2 separate regions of the Mus musculus genome follow, and region 1 is linked to region 2. The links are chromatin loops, found by intact Hi-C in ENCODE. Cell type or tissue: gastrocnemius. All regions are shown on one strand. Links, peaks and the distances in the headings refer to the core of each region. The heading gives the core; the rest is flanking DNA.

Region 1 (4,398 bases), core at 325-4,324, 62 kb after region 2:
TAGGGTATGAATTTTTAGACCATAATTCTTTAAAATTTATTATAGTTTTAAACTTAATTGGGTGAAAGTATTTATTGAAGGGGGAGGGGACGCAATTACCCAATTATCAAAGCAAGGATGAATCCTAGAAGGGACACTAAAGCTATCTTTAAGTACTGAGAGGATTTTATTATAGCAACTTTTAAAACTGCATAATGAAGGTTGCGTTCCTTGGACTTCTCACAATAGAAACGGAGCACAGCATTTTCAAACCATACAGGTTTGCTTCTGCTGAGGAAGAGACAAGAAAGGGGCTAGGTGCTACCAACTGCTCCTTAAAAATAACCATCAGGAAAAAAAAATCACCTTCCTTTGAGTGTTCAGAAAAAAAAAAAAAAGGGTGGGGTAGGTGGAGAAAGAAAACCAAAGAGCCACATTGCTGAGGGAAGGAGTATTAATGTCAGCATCTCCTCAGATGGGAAGAGCTGACAATGGTGAACTTATTGTTCCAGTCACAATGAAATGAATGAAATCAAGGCGATCTCCTGTGACCACAGTGGCTCTCTGTCCAGAGATCTGCTTCAGAGCCCTATCAATCTGTGCCCCCCCCCCCCCAAAATGGAGCAGAGTAGGAAACAATGTTAAGGAGGCCTTTAAAACACATCATTGAGATTACAGCACCTTTTAAAATAAACAGCACTGAATACCAACACAGGTAAAATGTCATTGTGAGATGGGGGTCCGATCGTCAACAGCGTTCTTTATGGCTTTCCAGTGTGTGATAAAATCTGCTCACCAGATGTACTGTATGTCTCCTGTGTAGCATACTTGAGCATTCTGTAGGCCCGAGGCCCATTTATTTCATGTAATTGCCTTTCCTGTGCACACCTTGGGGCACCCTAATTCTCTGTTTTATTTCAGGCACTGTACAGGGTACCATCTGGTAGTTTTAAACCCATCCCATTTTATTACGCTACTGCAGAGGATGTATTCAGCCGTACTGCAGCTTTCGGAGGAGACAGACTTCTTACTACTAGCTATTTATTTTTTGCCTGAAATAAAGTAGCCTTGAACTATCAACATGCAGGATTCACACATAGATCACGGCCAGTCCATACACACTAGACAGGTTCCTAAGCAACCTGCAGGCACGAGGCAGCTTCAAATTGCTTCTCGAGCAGCTGTTAAACCTATAGAATTGGGATTCTAAATTCTTTGCCCCACTTCTGCGCATAATGATGTCTTTTTAGTATCTCATTTGTATTATTTCAGTTCAGATGAGCACAAAAATAAATGTATTCCATCACATCTGGAAAAGTACCATGGAGAAATCGTTTAATATCCAAAGCTGCACACCTCATTACGAGGTTCGTCACTCACTTCAATCACAGCCTTAACGTCTGTCCCTTTGCCACACGGCTTTGATTTTGCTGCTGTTTTTTTTTTTTTTTTTGTTAAATTGTTAAATCATCTTTCGAGGGAATTTGTAAGATCTCAAAAATGGCAAGTTTGGATCGAACATACTTGGCAAAGGCAAATGAATCTTAGAGCCCGCAGCTTTTCTGCAGGGGGTCTCTGATGACAATGCCTGCCCTCAACTTGTGTTCAAATGAGATAGGAAGTAAAGCAGAGAATTCATCTCCCACTTCAGAGCTACACCCACACCAGTGTGCCCACACAGCTGGCCACAGCACTTTAACAAAGGGTCCCTGGTATGCAAATAACACACACCCAGCTGCAGCCTAGCAAACGAGCCATTGTTCACCTGCTGGCTTCTGCCTCACCAAATCCCTGTTGCTGCTTGTGGTATAGGTTCCTCCATCTTCCCTCCCTGTCCAACAATAGCTAAGGTTTGCACCGGTCTCTGGTAATGACCAGTAGTGAAATGACTACAGGGAGAGGGGGCCAGGCAGGGCTGCAGCACTTAGTGAGTGATGGGTTGGCACGCTAGCCACTGCTGCCTCTTGACATGTGTTGTCTCCACATTGCCCAGGGAGAAGAACACCGGGCTTTGGCTGGAGCATCAGGAAGCCTTCCAGTGTACAATCTGCTACCTGGCACTGATGGCTGGCGTAAATAAACAAACCAATCAGGATATGTTGGCGCTGCTGCAGGACCTTGGCCCTTTATTATGGTGACAGGGATGGGTGGCAATGGCTCCGTTACAGTTGAGGATGGAAAAATATTTCGGGTACAAAAAGCTCAGGTAGAAACCCATTGTAGCAGGCCCTCCATGTTTTGCATCCGGAGCAATGACAAACGCAGCTAAATGCACCTGGCTGTAGCTGTCTGCTTTGATGGAAAGCCGGTTTGGATGCAAAGAATAACTTCCTCCATTATTTATTGTGGGAAACAGAGTTTTGCTGTCTCTAGCCTCAGCAGAAATCAGAAATGCCAGTTTAACAGCGAGCTGATGAGTTCTGGGGAACAGAGTCACAGGTTTGGCACCTTGTAAATCAGCAGGACACCAGTGACCAAACAGATTCATATTTATTTTCCTGGAGTTTTCCCCCCTTCTTTGACTCTCAGGCAATCTCGTCCTATAAAAATGTTAATGCTGGTCTGAATATGAAGGGTAATTTTTTTTTCCCCAGAGCTCTGTCAAACATATCTTCCCAATAATTAAATGTGTATCCTTGGGCTCTAAGAGCGGTCTTGTTGAACAAAGCAACCACAAATCCAACTAACCTTTGAAGAATGAGGGTGTCAAAGTATAAGCAGATGTTTTCATTTGCACAATGCAGGGATTTTTGGGATGCCAAATGTTCCTAAAATAGTTATTGTATCTTGACAGCAGGAGAAAGATACACTCAGAAATGACCTGTAGTCATCTTACACACGACAGACATGGTCTCTGTCAGCAAAAACCAATATTGGAATGCTGTTGAAGAAACTATTACTCTCATCCAATGAGGAAAATACTATCATTCTATAATTATAATGCATGAAAAGAAAAGAGAGTACTGCATATTTTACACACACACACACACACACACACACACACACACACACACACACACACACCACAGCCCCTTAGACACTACAAAACCCTTACTAAATTAAATGCAGGGTAAAATAAAAAGTACATGTTATCCCTTGTCTACACACTAACCGTTTCTATAAGAACTTACAAGTTACATGATTTTTTAAAAAAGAGGATGCATATTTTAGCTGTGGAATTATAGCATCTCACTGTGGTTAGCTGAACTCTTGTTGCTCTGGGGAAATGTTAGCACACCACCTTTTTTTTTTTTAAGTAGATATATGGAGAGAAGAATTATATTAGACAGAAGGAAAAATGCCTTGACTTTGAGAAGAGTCATGAGGAACCCACATAGTTTACCCAAGAAGGCTATGGAATTTACCTCCTGGAGATTTTTAACAGCAGACAGGAAACCCATATGTTTAGGTTTATTGTAAAGTCATTGGAAGCTCATAGACTGGGCTTGACAAGAAATTCATAGTCCTTTTCTGTCAGCTGCCTAGAAGCAGATCATCTCCCCGGGAGACACCCACTAGCTCAAGTGACTGAACAACCCTCCCTAACCCTCTGCTTCTAGAAGGTTAAACTAAGGCTTTTTAATATCGCTGTGTCGGAAAGAGTATAATTAGCACTGCTCCTATAGTACACAATTTCTCAAAATCTACCAAAATGATGTGTGCTTATTCTGTGATCTTAAACTTACACTCCCAGTATTTTCTCTTATGGATTTATTCACATATTTCAACAAAACCCATGACCATACGTAGTCATGTCTACACTAGCAAATAAATAGAAACAACCTGTGTCAGAAAAAGGGTGGTTAAATAAGTTATGGCATATCTCTGTTAGACAGTTTTACACATTCTTGTAAGAAGACTTCTAAAATGTGAATAAGAAACCAGGTATAGATTTCCATGCACAATACATGATTGTTTACATTTTTGAACAAATAGAAGACAGACATCCTCTCCAAAGAATAAGAAATTACTTTTGAACTATGTCTTCTACATTTGTACTCTGCCTATGTAACACTCATTACAATCAAATATATGAAAACCAAATAAATGACAGAAATGAGGAAGCTCTCGTCCAAGAGCCCCAAAGTAAGTAGGGGGCTTGTTGGGTCCCTGGTTTCCCTTGGACCATTTCCTGAGAGCCACTAGCACACATGGCTTTCTTCCAGGAAGTGGGCACTTTTGATTTGGGTTTTTCTTGTTCTCGACTTGCAACTGGATATTTTAGAGGAAAGCAGAGATGGGAGGTAGTTTCATAGGGGATCACCAGAGAATATTTCTTCACAATTGAGTTTGAGCAGAACACAGCCATATGCCTGGATCCATGGGTGAAGGCTAAGAACAGAGATGAACATTCTTCTGAGAGTGGGAATGGAGACTCACTTTCTTACAGAGCCCTACGACGCGCCTGTCAGATTCCTC
Region 2 (4,398 bases), core at 210-4,209:
CTCTATGAGAAAAGATGAAGTAAAAGAAAATATGAATACAAAATATATGGGTAGCAAACTATAAGCCTCATTTAATAATATGGTAAGAAATGTGTGCTAAATGTATAGAGTTACATCTTGTAAAAAAAAATCCCAGCATCTTTTAAGAAATTGAAATGTAAATAAATCATATACTTTGATTAGAATGGGGTAAGATTAGAAAATAAGAATCAAAATATAGTTGAGAGGGAAAAAAAGTCAATAAACTTTGGAGAGACTGAAAAAATCCTCTTACTATCAATTTACTATGTAGTTAACATTAACAGCTGAGAAAATACAAAATGTCTCATCATTCATTACAATGTGTTTCTCCTCAAATTTGTCTGTTGTCAATAACATTTGATTTTCTGGAATAAAAAAGAGGTGTTCTGAGAATAGGTGATGCTCCTGAATTAAGACTATCTAGAGAGTTTGTTTGTTTTTTTTTTTTTAAATTGAGATATTCTCCAGAATTTTTTTTTCCCAATTGCATGGTGACTTGATCAGGTGACATACAGTGACAAAAGGCATTGTGCTGCCACGGGCTCCTGTTGGACTTGTGAATAAGGCCGACTGAGCAGAAGGAAAATGACACTCCCAACATGTGCAGGATAAGGACAGAAGCCAGGTGGGGGTTAGGGTGGAAAGCCATTGTCTGGCCCTGGCCCTCTACTGTGCTTGAGCCAGGCATGGCGAGAAGAGTGCAGAATCCTATGGGAAGAGGAGACACTTGGGCAGTGAGTAGTTCTTTTATGATTCCATATACCCACAGTGCTTGTGATACCAGTTGGCTTCCACCAACCTCACCTGTCATCATTTGATGACATGGTAGAACTCTACATCTGTTCAGTGTTTGTAAAGGAGACATTCTTGTTTTGACACCATTGTTTCTGTGAAAAGGAAGGGAACCAGATTGGACATCAGGACCAGGAACTGGCAAAACCGGTTGATAATAAAAAATGGTAGGAATGAGAGTCTTTCAGGGGAGGTAAAGCCCACGCACGTTGCTGGAGCTCACAGGGAAATGCTAGCCTAGCAGTTGCTGCTTTATCCTGGAAAACATCTGGGCTCATTCTCATGCCTTCTGCATCTCCTGTGAAAGGGAGCTTGTCCCTGCCCCCAGCCACTTAACCTTTTATTATACTTGATACTAAAAATTAGTATGTTGGCAACTATATGGGTCCTATTTGTAGAGATAAGTCTTTGCTCCTTAAGCTTTGATTTATTGTCCTTGGATGTTTGGGGGTAGGGAATGGCTGGGTTTTTAACAAGAAGATAAACTTACAAATGGAAATTCTTTTAAGTCATAAATACCACTAGCTTGGCTGTTCCAGAGAAGTTCAAATAAAGACACTGGAATTCAGCAGCTGCTGAAGTGTTTTTCTTCTCTTCCCATTGGACAAGGAAAAGATGTGCCCCACTGACAGAAGAGTAGGCACCAGGACCTGACCTGGGCCTGGATCCATAAGCCGTTGAGAGGTCCTATCGCAGAGAAGGGTGGTACAGAGTGACAGATTGGTCTCCCTCCACCAGTTGACCTCTGAAGTGGAGATGTGCTCTGCACAGCAGTCTCCAGAAGGCACCTCATCTGCCTGATTTAATCCCAGCACTGTACTCGAGTCTGCATCTTCCTCTCAGGGTTCATTCTGGGTCAGTGACTGTACTCACCACCTCTGCTCAGCAATCAATATGCTTTTCATCTTTTCTCTTAGGCCCACACAAACCCTGGAAGGTATGAACTCCGAAGGCTGTGGGAGCATCTTGTTCACACGTATACTTTCCACAGCATGCTAGGTAACACATACCACTTAGTAGGAGAGTAACACATAACTGTCAGTTGATTTGTTAGGTAGACTTAGTGCAGTCTTCATTAAACACGTGGAGGGTTTTTAACAACAACAAACAAAACCAAGGTGATTAACGTCTCTCCACAGGCCTCACCTTACACCAACTAAACCCTAATCTCTAACTTATGTGCCCAGCATTGGTAGGTATGTGGAATCAGGGAATTCTGATTTATGGAGAAGGTCGAAACTACTATATCGATGGGTCTTCTGCTCTCTGTGGCTACATTCTTTTTGCTTCTGGGTTTAGATCCTAAACTTTAGAAGAACCTACCGAAACTAGGAATAGTAGGAACAAATATGGAGATCACTGAGTGTGCATACTGTTTTATAACCACAGTAGACCAGGCCTATGTGTGGTTCTGGGGAAAGGCACTACAACTAATGTATGTACAATGCATGTGTGTGCATGTGCATGTATGTGTATGGGGGCCAAAGAACAAATTCATGTGGCATTCTTTAGGAGCCATCTACCTTGCTTTTTGGAAACATTCTCTCACTGGTTTGACATTACCAATTATCTGGCTAGGCTGGCTAGCTAGAGAACCCAGTGTTCTCTTGCCTCTACTTCCTCAGCACTGGGTTTACAGCACACAAAGCCATGCCCAGATCTTTCACATGGGTCCTGAGGACTGAACTCTGGCAAGCATATTATCAGGACTGATACATCTTCCCAACCATCATTTTCTATGCCTTTTGGGACTTCAATGGTCTCAACTGTAAAATGGTTGCATAATGGTAATGGCTTCTGAAGACTGTTGTAAAAAATTAAACTTTTATGTAGAGCCTGTAGACTAGCATTTATGTGCCATGTGAGAAAGAAGCTGTCATGTTTGCTACAGTTGCTCTCTGCTTTGCTTAACAGCGGTCCTCCTCCCGGAACAAGCTCTCGGAGCCTTCTGACACTAGCAGTTCCTTTGTCCTCCTTTCTCATCTCTAATCTGGTGCTGTTTCTCTGACCCCTACAGTGTCTGGAATCTCATCTGTCTTAACTAGGGTTTTTGTTGATTGGTTAAACTTCTGTATTACTATTCCTCATCAAAGAAATCAAGGCAGGAACTCAAGCAGGGCAGGAACTTGGAGGCAGGAGCTGATGCAGCGGCCACGCAGGGGTGCTGCTTCTTGGCTTGCTCACCATGGCTTGCTCGGCTTGCTTTCTTATTAAACCCAGGACCATCAGCTCAGGGGTGGGACCACCCACAATGGGCTGGACCCTCCCCCATCAGTGACTTATAAAGAAAATATCTCACAGCATCATCTTATGGAGGCATTTTCTCAAATCCCCAGAGAGATTGTGCCAGATATGCAATATGGTTCATGGCTTTTCGGAGGAGAACCTTGAAAGACAGTCTGGAGTGTGCTTGGGTCTCCTGAGATGCAAAAGCCAAGAGCTGTCTGCGGGGTCTGCTTGGAATAGCTCTTTTCTACTGGTCATCAGCCATCAGGATATTTGGAACACTATGTGTTCCCAGCCTCTGCATCTACTAGATTCTCAAGAACCTTAACTGTGTCATCATCCTGTGGACTATTTTTACTTGGGAATCCATAGGCTGAAACTTGAGACCTCCTAACTAGTACTTCATGCCTGAAGTAAATCGGAACCTTGAGGCCATTGTGACTGGTGTCCCCTCCTCACTCATTCTGAGCACACTTCTAAACTCCCCCGCCCTCTCTCCCACTCTCCTGGATATTGTTTGACAAAAGAGCCAGCATCACCAGTGTTTCAGAACCCTCGTTCTTTTCTCATGTTCAGCTTTGGCTTGGTGTGAGGAAGCAATCACAAGAGAGAAAGGAGGAGATGGCCACCTGGAAGCAATAGGTCTGGACTCATTGTGAAGCCCTTGGTTTTGTTCTGTGGGTTTTCTGCTATGTCTGCAGCACAAGATCCTGACGAGGTTAAATAATTAATGCATGTGAATGTACGTTGTAAGCTCTAAAGCACTGCAGGAATATAATTAATTATGTTTATAATTACAGGTAATGTAATTATAATTGTAATTACTCTGTGGGTAGAAGCAGAATATATCTATCCTGTTCATCGTTTATAGCAGGTCACCCTTGGTGGAGCTCCTTGGTTAGATCATCAGTTTGTATATTTGAATCTGAATTACTTTCTCTGGCTTTATTTTCAAGATTGTGACATACTTGAGATATTTATGTGAGAAAAGTCTCATAGAGCAAGACTAGTGGAAGCCACACTTGGTAGCATCTCTGGCATTTATCTATTACAAATAAGTTAAGGCATTTTATTTATTAACTTGCCCATCTACAACAGTCCTTGCAAAGAATCACATAATTAAACTCAAAAATATGATATACACATATAATTTCTATAATTATTCTATATTTACATTTCAGTCAAAAAAAGAGTCAACTTCAGAAATTCATTACACTCTGTAGACTAAAATGTTTATTTTATGACTTAAGTGGCAAGTTTGTCCTTCATTCTAGATGATCTTTCTTAATACTAAGCTAAAATGTTTTGCTTTTTAAACAAAGCACTAAACTTATTAAAAGGAGCTGGTATTGGCTTCTC

Evidence for each region. Hi-C counts contacts between places; a loop is a spot of excess contacts. Peaks named below come from ENCODE experiments on the same cell type or tissue, not always from the same donor. Only the 100,000 strongest peaks of a DNase experiment are listed, where the experiment ranks them.
Region 1: a loop joins it to region 2, with 3 times the contacts of the local background. A loop is called at or near these places in 2 of 42 quality-filtered maps.

Annotation. Positions count from the first base shown.
Region 1 is chr2:75,262,994-75,267,391 of GRCm38, reverse strand. The region is part of intron 3 of 2600014E21Rik (a long non-coding RNA gene); the gene reads right to left. Among named protein-coding and RNA genes, the nearest start is that of Gm34401, 20 kb to the left of the region's middle. In gastrocnemius, for the core only: no CTCF peak of the experiment used is centred there; a DNase peak (open chromatin) is centred at 1,984.
Region 2 is chr2:75,325,037-75,329,434 of GRCm38, reverse strand. All of the region lies in intron 3 of Gm39857 (a long non-coding RNA gene), which reads left to right. Among named protein-coding and RNA genes, the nearest start is that of Gm32927, 33 kb to the left of the region's middle. In gastrocnemius, for the core only: no CTCF peak of the experiment used is centred there; no DNase peak of the experiment used is centred there.